2 separate regions of the Homo sapiens genome follow, and region 1 is linked to region 2. A link is an interaction called in ENCODE POLR2A ChIA-PET data of the cell type or tissue named here. Cell type or tissue: B cell. All regions are shown on one strand. Each heading gives the region's core, and the rest is flanking DNA. Links, peaks and the distances in the headings are about the cores only.

The links. Peaks named below come from ENCODE experiments on the same cell type or tissue, not always from the same donor. Only the 100,000 strongest peaks of a DNase experiment are listed, where the experiment ranks them.
Region 1: POLR2A ChIA-PET joins it to region 2 with 6 read pairs; 2 of 35 experiments call an interaction of 5 or more read pairs at or near these places.

The regions. Positions count from the first base shown.
Region 1 is chr3:141,583,068-141,587,475 of GRCh38, forward strand. It overlaps RASA2 (RAS p21 protein activator 2), which reads left to right. Exons shown (of 24, transcript NM_006506.5): 18 at 2,958-3,031; 19 at 3,579-3,685. Among named protein-coding and RNA genes, the nearest start is that of RASA2-IT1, 60 kb to the left of the region's middle. In B cell, for the core only: no CTCF peak of the experiment used is centred there; no DNase peak of the experiment used is centred there.
Region 2 is chr3:141,496,639-141,501,046 of GRCh38, forward strand. All of the region lies in intron 1 of RASA2 (RAS p21 protein activator 2), which reads left to right. Among named protein-coding and RNA genes, the nearest start is that of RASA2, 12 kb to the left of the region's middle. In B cell, for the core only: no CTCF peak of the experiment used is centred there; a DNase peak (open chromatin) is centred at 2,343; H3K4me3 peaks cover 1,104 bases; H3K27ac peaks cover 3,387 bases.

The DNA of each region.
Region 1 (4,408 bases), core at 225-4,224, 86 kb after region 2:
TTACTGGGTTTTCTTTCACTTATATCTCTGTATTTACCCCATAGTTCCTTAAGAATTATAATAAATAAATTATTGGCTGGGTGCAGTGGCTCATGCCTGTAATCCCAGCACTTTGGGAGGCCGAAGCGGGCAGATCACCTGAGGTCAGGAGTTGGAGACCAGCCTGGCTAACATGGTGAAACCCTGTTTCTACTAAAAATACAAAAAATTAGCCAGGCCTGGTGGCACGTGCCTGTAATCCCAGCTACTAGGGAGGCTGAGGCGAGAGAATCGCTTGAACCCAGGAGGTAGAGGTTGCAGTGAGCCGAGATCATGCCATTGCACTCCAGCTTGGGCAACAAGAGCAAAACTCTGTCTCAAAAAAATAAAATAAATTATTATAAATAATAAATATTTGCTAACAAATCAGTGACTTCAGGTATATATTAAGAAATAAAATATTCACATAACTCAGACTCCATTAGTGCATGGTCCATCTGGGAGAGTCGATGCTGTGATAGGGCGCTTCTTCAGTTCCCTTGGATACTTGTACCCACATTACCCACATATAATGCAAAAGGAACTCTGTTCTTGTTCTTTCACTTACCAATATTTTCTCCCAGCAAACAGAAGTAAACATTCCATTTCAAAACTCCTTAAGTCTGAGCTCTGGCAGGCAATTGTCAGCCAGTCTTAGGAGAAAATGGCTGTGCCTACAAATTCCACTTTAGAATAGGCACTGGAGCCTCAATACTATCCTTATTGGAATGTGGTTTGTTTTTAAGTCCTAAGCAGAATAATGTAGAGAAGTATAAAGGAAAAAGCAAAGAAATGCAGACCCTCTCTGAGTTTCTGAGTTTGTAATATCCATCTAATGAACTAAATAAATGGATAGCTCATTTAGGGGGCAAAATAGGATTCTTCTTTAAGAACAAGAATTGTTCCTCAAAATCAAAGTAATGGTAGATTAAAAAAAAAGAAGAAGAAAAGAAAAGAATTGTTCCAGCCAGGCACGGTGGCTTACGCCTGTAATCCCAGCACTTTGGGAGGCCGAGGCAGGTGGATCACAAGATCAGGAGTTCAAGACCAGCCTGGCCAATATGGTTAAACCCTGTCTCTACTAAAAATACAAAAATTAGCCGGGCATGGTGGCAGGCGCCGGTAGTCCCAGTTACTCGGGAGGCTGAGGCAGGAGAATCACTTGAACCTGAGAGGTGGAGGTTGAAGTGAGCCGAGATCGCACCATTGCGCTCCAGCCTGGGCGACAGAACAAAACTCCATCCCAAAAAAAAAAAAAAAAAAAAAAAAAGAAAGGAAAAAGGAATCGTTCCTTGAACTGCTGATTTCCCTTTCCCATGAAGAGACAGCCAAATACTAAAAAGCCCTTGACCAGTCAGGGTAGCATATTTATGAAGTTAAATGTTTTTCACTAGCTGACTTGGTAAAGATGGATACTATAAATTTTCTTGATGGGAAGTTTATAAATGGCGATTAGATTTCGATTATCCCAGATAATCTGTTTACTCTTCAGTCATGACTGTGAAATACCATCTCTCAGAGCTAAAGTCAGTTATATATGATAGAAGTTGGCAAACTCTTTTCTGTAAAGGGACAGTGAGAAAATATTTTAGGCTTTGCTGATCACATAAGGTCTCTGCCACTTAGTCTTTGTTTTCACAACCCTTTCACAATCCTAAATGTAACCCTAATTGTTACATTTAGAAATGTAATAGTTACAGGTTGAGTATCCTTTATCAAAATGGTTGAGACCAGAAGTGTTTTGGATTTTGGATTTTTTTCAAATTTTGAAATACTTTTATTCATTCTCTCTCTCTCCATATATATTTTTTTTAACTGATTGAGCATCCCTAATCTGAAAATCCAAAATTCAAAATCCAGAATGCACCAGCAAGCATTTCCTTTGAATATCCTGTTGGCACTCAAAAAGTTTTGGGTTTTGGAACATTTGGGATTTTTCAGATTAAGGATGTTCAACCTGTATTCTTATGGGCCTTACAAAAACAGGCTACAGGTCAAACGTGGCCCTCTGAGCCATACTTTGGTGATTCTTAACCTATAATAAAGGTTCACAATCTTATATGTAAAATCATTGGGACCAAAAGTATTTCAGAATTCAGTTTTTCAGAGTTTCAAAAGGTAATCAGTATATACTATATTTAACACCCCCCAGTGGAGCCTAGGGTAGCACCCCACAATCAAATACATTAATTCTTATAGCACAGTATATGAATACTTACAGTAAGTAATATAAGTACAGAGTGTAAATAGCCTTACACCAGTTCAGGTTAAGTTATACCCCTAAATGAGTACTTCAAATCAAAGACAAGATTTAAAAACTTTGTATTCAGAATGTTATGTATTTCAGAATTGCAGTTAAGGAATTATGGATTGAATTATTCCTACAAGGAAATATGTTCTGGGTTTTAAGTAACTTAAGAACAAAGTTTTAGGCTGGGCACGGTGGCTCACACCTGTAATTCCAGCACTTTGGTAGGCTGAGTCAGGCAGATCACTTGAGGCCAGGAGTTCAAGACCAGCCTGGCCAACATAGCGTAACCCTGTCTCTACTAAAAATAAAAAAAAATAGCTGCCCATGGTGGCACATGCCTGTAATCCCAGCTACTTGGGAAGCTGAGGCATGAGAATCACTTGAACCCAGGAAGGAGAGGTTGCAGTGAGCTGAGATTGCACCACTGCACTCCAGCCTGGGCAACAGAGTGAGCCTCTGTCTCCACATAAATAAATAAATAAATAAATAATACTTTTATAATACTTGTCATTTGTAAATTAGGGATTTCCTCTCTAATTAAATATGTGTTTTGTTTTATAAATTACTATTATGTGTATTCATTAATAATGAAGAACTTCCCATTATAATTAATGACATGTAAGATAAACTGAATTTTTTATAATGTACCTTATCACACAGTGTAATATTTGCCCATTTCCCCATTTAGTTCTTGGATGAAATTTCATCTACTGAAACTAAAGAGTCCAGTGGTACGAGTGAGCCTGTGCACCTGAAAGAAGGGTAATTTAATCAAATTAGACGTGAAAGTCATATATCAGTATAGATATTAAGTAAGTACAAAGAGCGTGGGTCTAAGAGTGAGGAGATCTGGCTTTGTGTGCTGTGTTAGAACTGCCAAAATTAGCAGTCAGGTAAGTCGCCTTTACTGTCCTACAAACTTTATGGCAAAAAAGCATGATTTCCTGTGCATACAGTCCTAGAGTTGTTTTGCAATTATAGTGAGATGATGGGTATTTAGAGTACTTTTAAAAAGTAACAGCACTATTAGTCTTAATGTAAAGTGTTTATTATAAGTTAAGGGGGGGAACCACTCATTTGACCCTTTTTTGTTCTGTATAGTACAATTAAAAATATTAAATTAATTAAAGACCTTATTCCTTTAGTGTGGCCAAAATAAATGCAACAGTCATGGATAGCAAAAACATTTTTATATATTTAATATAATCTTACACTACTATTCATGTCATTTAAAGTTAAAGGATACTTCTTTGTTTTGGATTAACTTTTAATTTTTATAGCTAAATGTTTACATCTGTTATGTTGGCAGTGAGATGTATAAAAGAGCTCAAGGAAGAACTCGGATTGGAAAAAAGAATTTTAAGAAACGATGGTTCTGCTTAACAAGCAGAGAGCTCACCTACCACAAACAGCCAGGTAGTTGTGTTTATGCTTTATTGTGGGGTTTTTCCTGGTTCTCAGTGAAGGTTTCTTTGCCGCTTATTGTGACTCTAGTGAATCCTTTCAGTAATATTACTGTAGTTTATGGTTTCTCACACTGATACATACGTACTAAGAATGAAAAAATATTTGACAGTAACCCCATGTATATTATGTTTTTCTCACATTAAATTTCTTGAGTTTCTGAAAATGGTGTTCCTTCAGTGTGCTCTGTTTTCTAAAAATCCATAGTAATCCATACTGTTATTTATCAAAGAACAACAGCTAAACCTCTTAGAACATGGGAGTTTCTTTAACTCTCAGAGGCAAAATTAGCAAGATTCCATATCGAATAAATGAGACTATTTCTGTCCTTTGCTGGGAAATATCAGCCAAAAATTCCCACAGTTATACCATAGATTGTGATCCCTATACAGTTGTCAAATTCATCCTAGGCTCTTAGCTAAGCTAACCCCAAGGTGGATGACTTAATAATTTGCCTTGTGAGAAGACTCTGTTGCCTTTACAAGTGGGCTATTTGTGTAAATGAAGCCATCTTCCTACAGTGTGATTTGAGAGCTGCAGAGAGGCAAAGCTTATCCTTCAGTAGACTGACACAGTCCTTTAAATAAACTACTTTTGAGTTTATTCCGTTGGGTTAATTTTCCACAGAAGGCCAGGTGTGGTGGCTCATGCCTGTAATCCTAGCACTTTGGGAGG
Region 2 (4,408 bases), core at 305-4,304:
GGCGATCATTAAAAAGTCAGGAAACAACAGGTGCTGGAGAGGATGTGGAGAAATAGGAACACTTTTACACTGTTGGTGGGACTGTAAACTAGTTCAACTGTTGTGGAAGTCAGTGTGGCGATTCCTCAGGGATCTAGAACTAGAAATACCATTTGACCCAGCCATCCCATTACTGGGTGTATACCCAAAGGATTATAAATCATGCTGCTACAAAGACACATGCACACGTATGTTTATTGCGGCATTATTCACAATAGCAAAGACTTGGAACCAACCCACATGTCCATCAGTGATAGACTGGGTTAACAAAATGTGGCACATATACACCATGGAATACTATGCAGCCATAAAAATGGATGAATTCATGTCCTTTGTAGGGACATGGATGAAGCTGGAAACCATCATTCTCAGCAAACTATCACAAGGACGAAAAACCAAACACCACATGTTCTCACTCATAGGTGGGAATTGAACAATGAGAACACTTGGACACAGGAAGGGGAACATCACACACCGGGGCCTGTCGTGGGGTGGGGGGAGAGGGGAGGGGGGAGGGATAACATTAGGAGATATACCTAATGTAAATGACGAATTAATGGGTGCAGCACACCAATATGGCACATGTATACATATGTAACAAACCTGCACATTGTGCACATGTACCCTAAAACGTAAAGTATAATAAAAAAAAAAAAAGAGCGAGTTAGCCTTATCTGTAATGGTTTGATTTCCTATAGGGAGTATATTTATATATTATATTATCAAAAGTAACTATTTATATAAATGAACTTGATACAGTATTAATCTTAAGCTGTGCCAGTCTCTGTTGCTCTACTTTGGAAGACTATCCTATCTGCAAAACAAGAGTAATCAAATGTTAGGTTTTGTAACATTTTGAGTGCTATAGAAGAAATAAAGTCAACTTTTCTGTTAAGTTTTTTTGGTAACTTTTGATATAATTTCAAACTTACAAATTGTAAGAATAGGCTGAGGAGGGTGGATGGCTTGAGCTCAGGAGTTTGAGACCAGCCTGGGCCACATGGCAAAACTCCGTTTCTACAAACGAAAAAAAAAAAAAAATGCCAGGCATAGTGGTGTGTGTCTTCAGCCCTAGCTATTAATACTTGGAATGCTGAGGCCAGAGAATCACTTGAGCCCAGGAGGTTGAGGCTGCGGTGAGCTGAGGTCGCACCACTGCACTCCAGCCTGGGTGACAAAGTGAGACCCTGTCTCAAAAAAAAAAAAAAAGTAGAAATAATACAGCAAATTCTTATATACTTTGCCTGTTTGACTAATTGTTTATGTTAGAAAAACTTTTTAAAATTTTAATACATTGTTTCAGAGAAATGTGGTAAAAAGGGTCTGAAAATTTTGGATCCTTTAAAATATGACATTTGTGTGAGTGGTACAGAATTTTAGTTTTGAATTTTACAGTTTTATATAAAATATTCTTGGTAGATGGGGTGAACTAATGTTTATTGAGTATTTCCTGGTTTCCAGATGTTGTGTTAGGATACTTTGCAAAATATTTCATGTAATCCAATTTCATGAAGAAGATTGTTATTCCTATTTTAGAGAAGAAGCAACAGACAGAGGTTATTTGCTCAGGATTGTAAGGGAGCAGAGCCAAGTTTTCAGAAAGTCTTTATGTTACCAAAGCCCACATCCCTTTCTCTACAAAGCTGCCTGTGAGATGATATATTGGAAGGAATTGATGAATACATTTATGTTGTCAAGAAGTTGATAATTACTCCTAAATTGGCTATGGTCTAATGTAGTGGATATTCAATAAAATTATGATGTTTGAATGCCATAAGAATTTATCTTCTGGCCTGTTTTGGGGGTTCATGAATGTAATTATTTTAGCTGCCTAACTGCTTATGTGGGTTTGTATGTACTTTTGAGTGGTTCTTGGATATGTGTACACACATACATACACACACACAGATATACACATACACACCTTTATATGCTCATGGGTGTAACTTCTTTATGTGTCTAGGTGTCTTTTTTTTGTGGAGGGGGGGCGAAGATCAATATGAATCCTATTTTGGCCCCCTGGATGCTGTCACCAGAAATAACAGCCATATCCCATATATAGCCTGTCCATGTAGCCCTGAGTTCTGCCAGCACCTGGCTTTTTGCCTTCCTTTTGTTTGTCATACCAGGCTCTCTTGGTCACCTTGGTAGCCTTGCTAAGCTTCTTGTAGCTATAGGTACCATTGGCTTAGCCCAGAAGAGATTCCTGCCATATGTACTTCAGAGTTTGGTTTGCCACTTGAGGAAGGGGTCTGTAGGGAGCTTGTAGATCAGCACACATTCAAAACTGAAACCGGAAGTGGGCAAGGCAAACCACAGGAAGATCCTGCCCGCAACTTGGTGACGTATCTATATAACCCATAGACACTTCCTGGCAATACCTTGTGAAACTTGCCTTTTCGTGTATAGTAGTTTCCTAACTTCTTGTTCTAGATTAAGCTTCAGTGAAAAGTGATTAATATGATAGCAGTGTAGATAACTGTATGATAGTTATTGTGCACATGACTTCCATGCAGCAACTAGCCCCGATTATGTTCTGTAGACTTTATCACTGAGGAGTTGCAGTGGTATTTATGCGTTTACTTTGACTTTGTCTTGTCACTAGCCATTGTCTTACTTATGTGTAATTGTACTTATATATAGTTCAGGTTTTATACCCACAAAAACCCTTGTGATATAATACCACTATACAGGATTGCCTTATTTATGTGGAATTGTACTTATATATAGTTCAGGTTTTATAGCCACACACACACACACGAAAAAACAGTTCTTTGCTTCACTGAGTCTCGGCTAGCCACCCAAACTGTGTCATATTCCTAGAGTCCTGTGCCCACTCAAGTGTTTGCTCACTGGTACTACCTCATTTTATCATAGTGCCTTGTTCTTAGGCAGAACCAGATTTCTGGTAGGAGTTATTTAATGTGTTGATTTTTTTTTTGAGACGGAGTCTCCCTCTGTCACCAGGCTGGAGTGCAGTGGTGCGATCTCAGCTCACTGCAACCTCCACCTCCCAGGTTCGACAATTCTCCTGCCTCAGCCTCCCGATTAGCTGGGACTGCAGGTGCACGCCACCACATCCAGCTAATTTTTGTGTTTTTAGTAGAGGCGGCATTTCGCCATGTTAGCCAGGATGGTCTCGATCTCCTGACCCGCCCACCTCGGCCTCCCAAAGTGCTGGGATTACAGGCATGAGCCACCGTGCCTGGCCAATGTGTTGTTTTTTTAAAGATTACCAATCGAGTGGGATTATAGACTCTTGGATTATTTTACAGATACAAGTCATTTGCCAGGAGTGAGGAAAATTGCTTGACAACTGAGTTATCTCACCATGTTAATTTATGCATTGGAAAACTCTGCTTAGTGGTAGATATTCCAGCAGTCACCATATGCCTATTGGTACTATTTCTCATTCTCTGTCTGATTAATGTCACAAATGTGTAACTTTCCAGTGGTGTTTTCAAGATGACAGTTAAGGAGCCACTAAGGAAGGAAATAACAGCTACATAACTTTTTTCTTTTCAGTAGTTCTTGACAGTCCCCCCTCCTTTTTTTGTTTTTGTTTCTTCATACCCTGCAGCAATCTGATGTACTCTGAAGGGGGTAAATTTGAGACTCTTTGGAAGGTCATGTGTGATAAAGACAGTTCTTCTCTTCCTTTCTCCATTCAGAACTGTTAAAGATAAATCAATGGGAGTGTTTTTTTCTTGTGTAAGATTTATTATATACAAAATATTTTTTAAGTGTGTGAAAACTGATTAAATGATAAAGGCTAAGGTAGCATGTTTAAAGCATGGTTTTCTGCTACTTTTCTACTAATCACTTAACCTCTCTGAGCCTCAGCTTCCTTGTCTACAAATTAGGAATAGTAGTTTTACTAATCATATAGCATAGTTGTGAAAAGGTTAAATGACTCGGTATACTGCCTGGCATTTTGTGCTCAGTTAAGTGTTGGTTCTAACATGAGCAGTAGTGATACTCATAAAGTATCTTTTCATAGTTTTCTTAATGGATAACTTATTTGATAGAAATGTACTGGAGTATTCATACTTACATGTATATCCAGTTCTTGTAGTGTTCATCAGGTTAAACTGGCAATAAGTGTTAATATCTGAAAGCATTAGAAATCAGTGTTACTCTGTGCTTTTTAAATTTCAAGTGTTGTCTCTCAGATTTTATTTTTTTATTTTTTATTTTTTTTGTCTCTCAGATTTTAGAGCTATAGAGAACCTAGAAGATTAACTGGCTAAGGAGTTGCAAACTCAAATATACACAGACCAGGTATAATGCAGTAAAGCCCAGCAGAGATTATTATGATTTAGTAAGATACACCTGTCTGCAGTTTCCACTCAAAATCATTTTGCCAGAT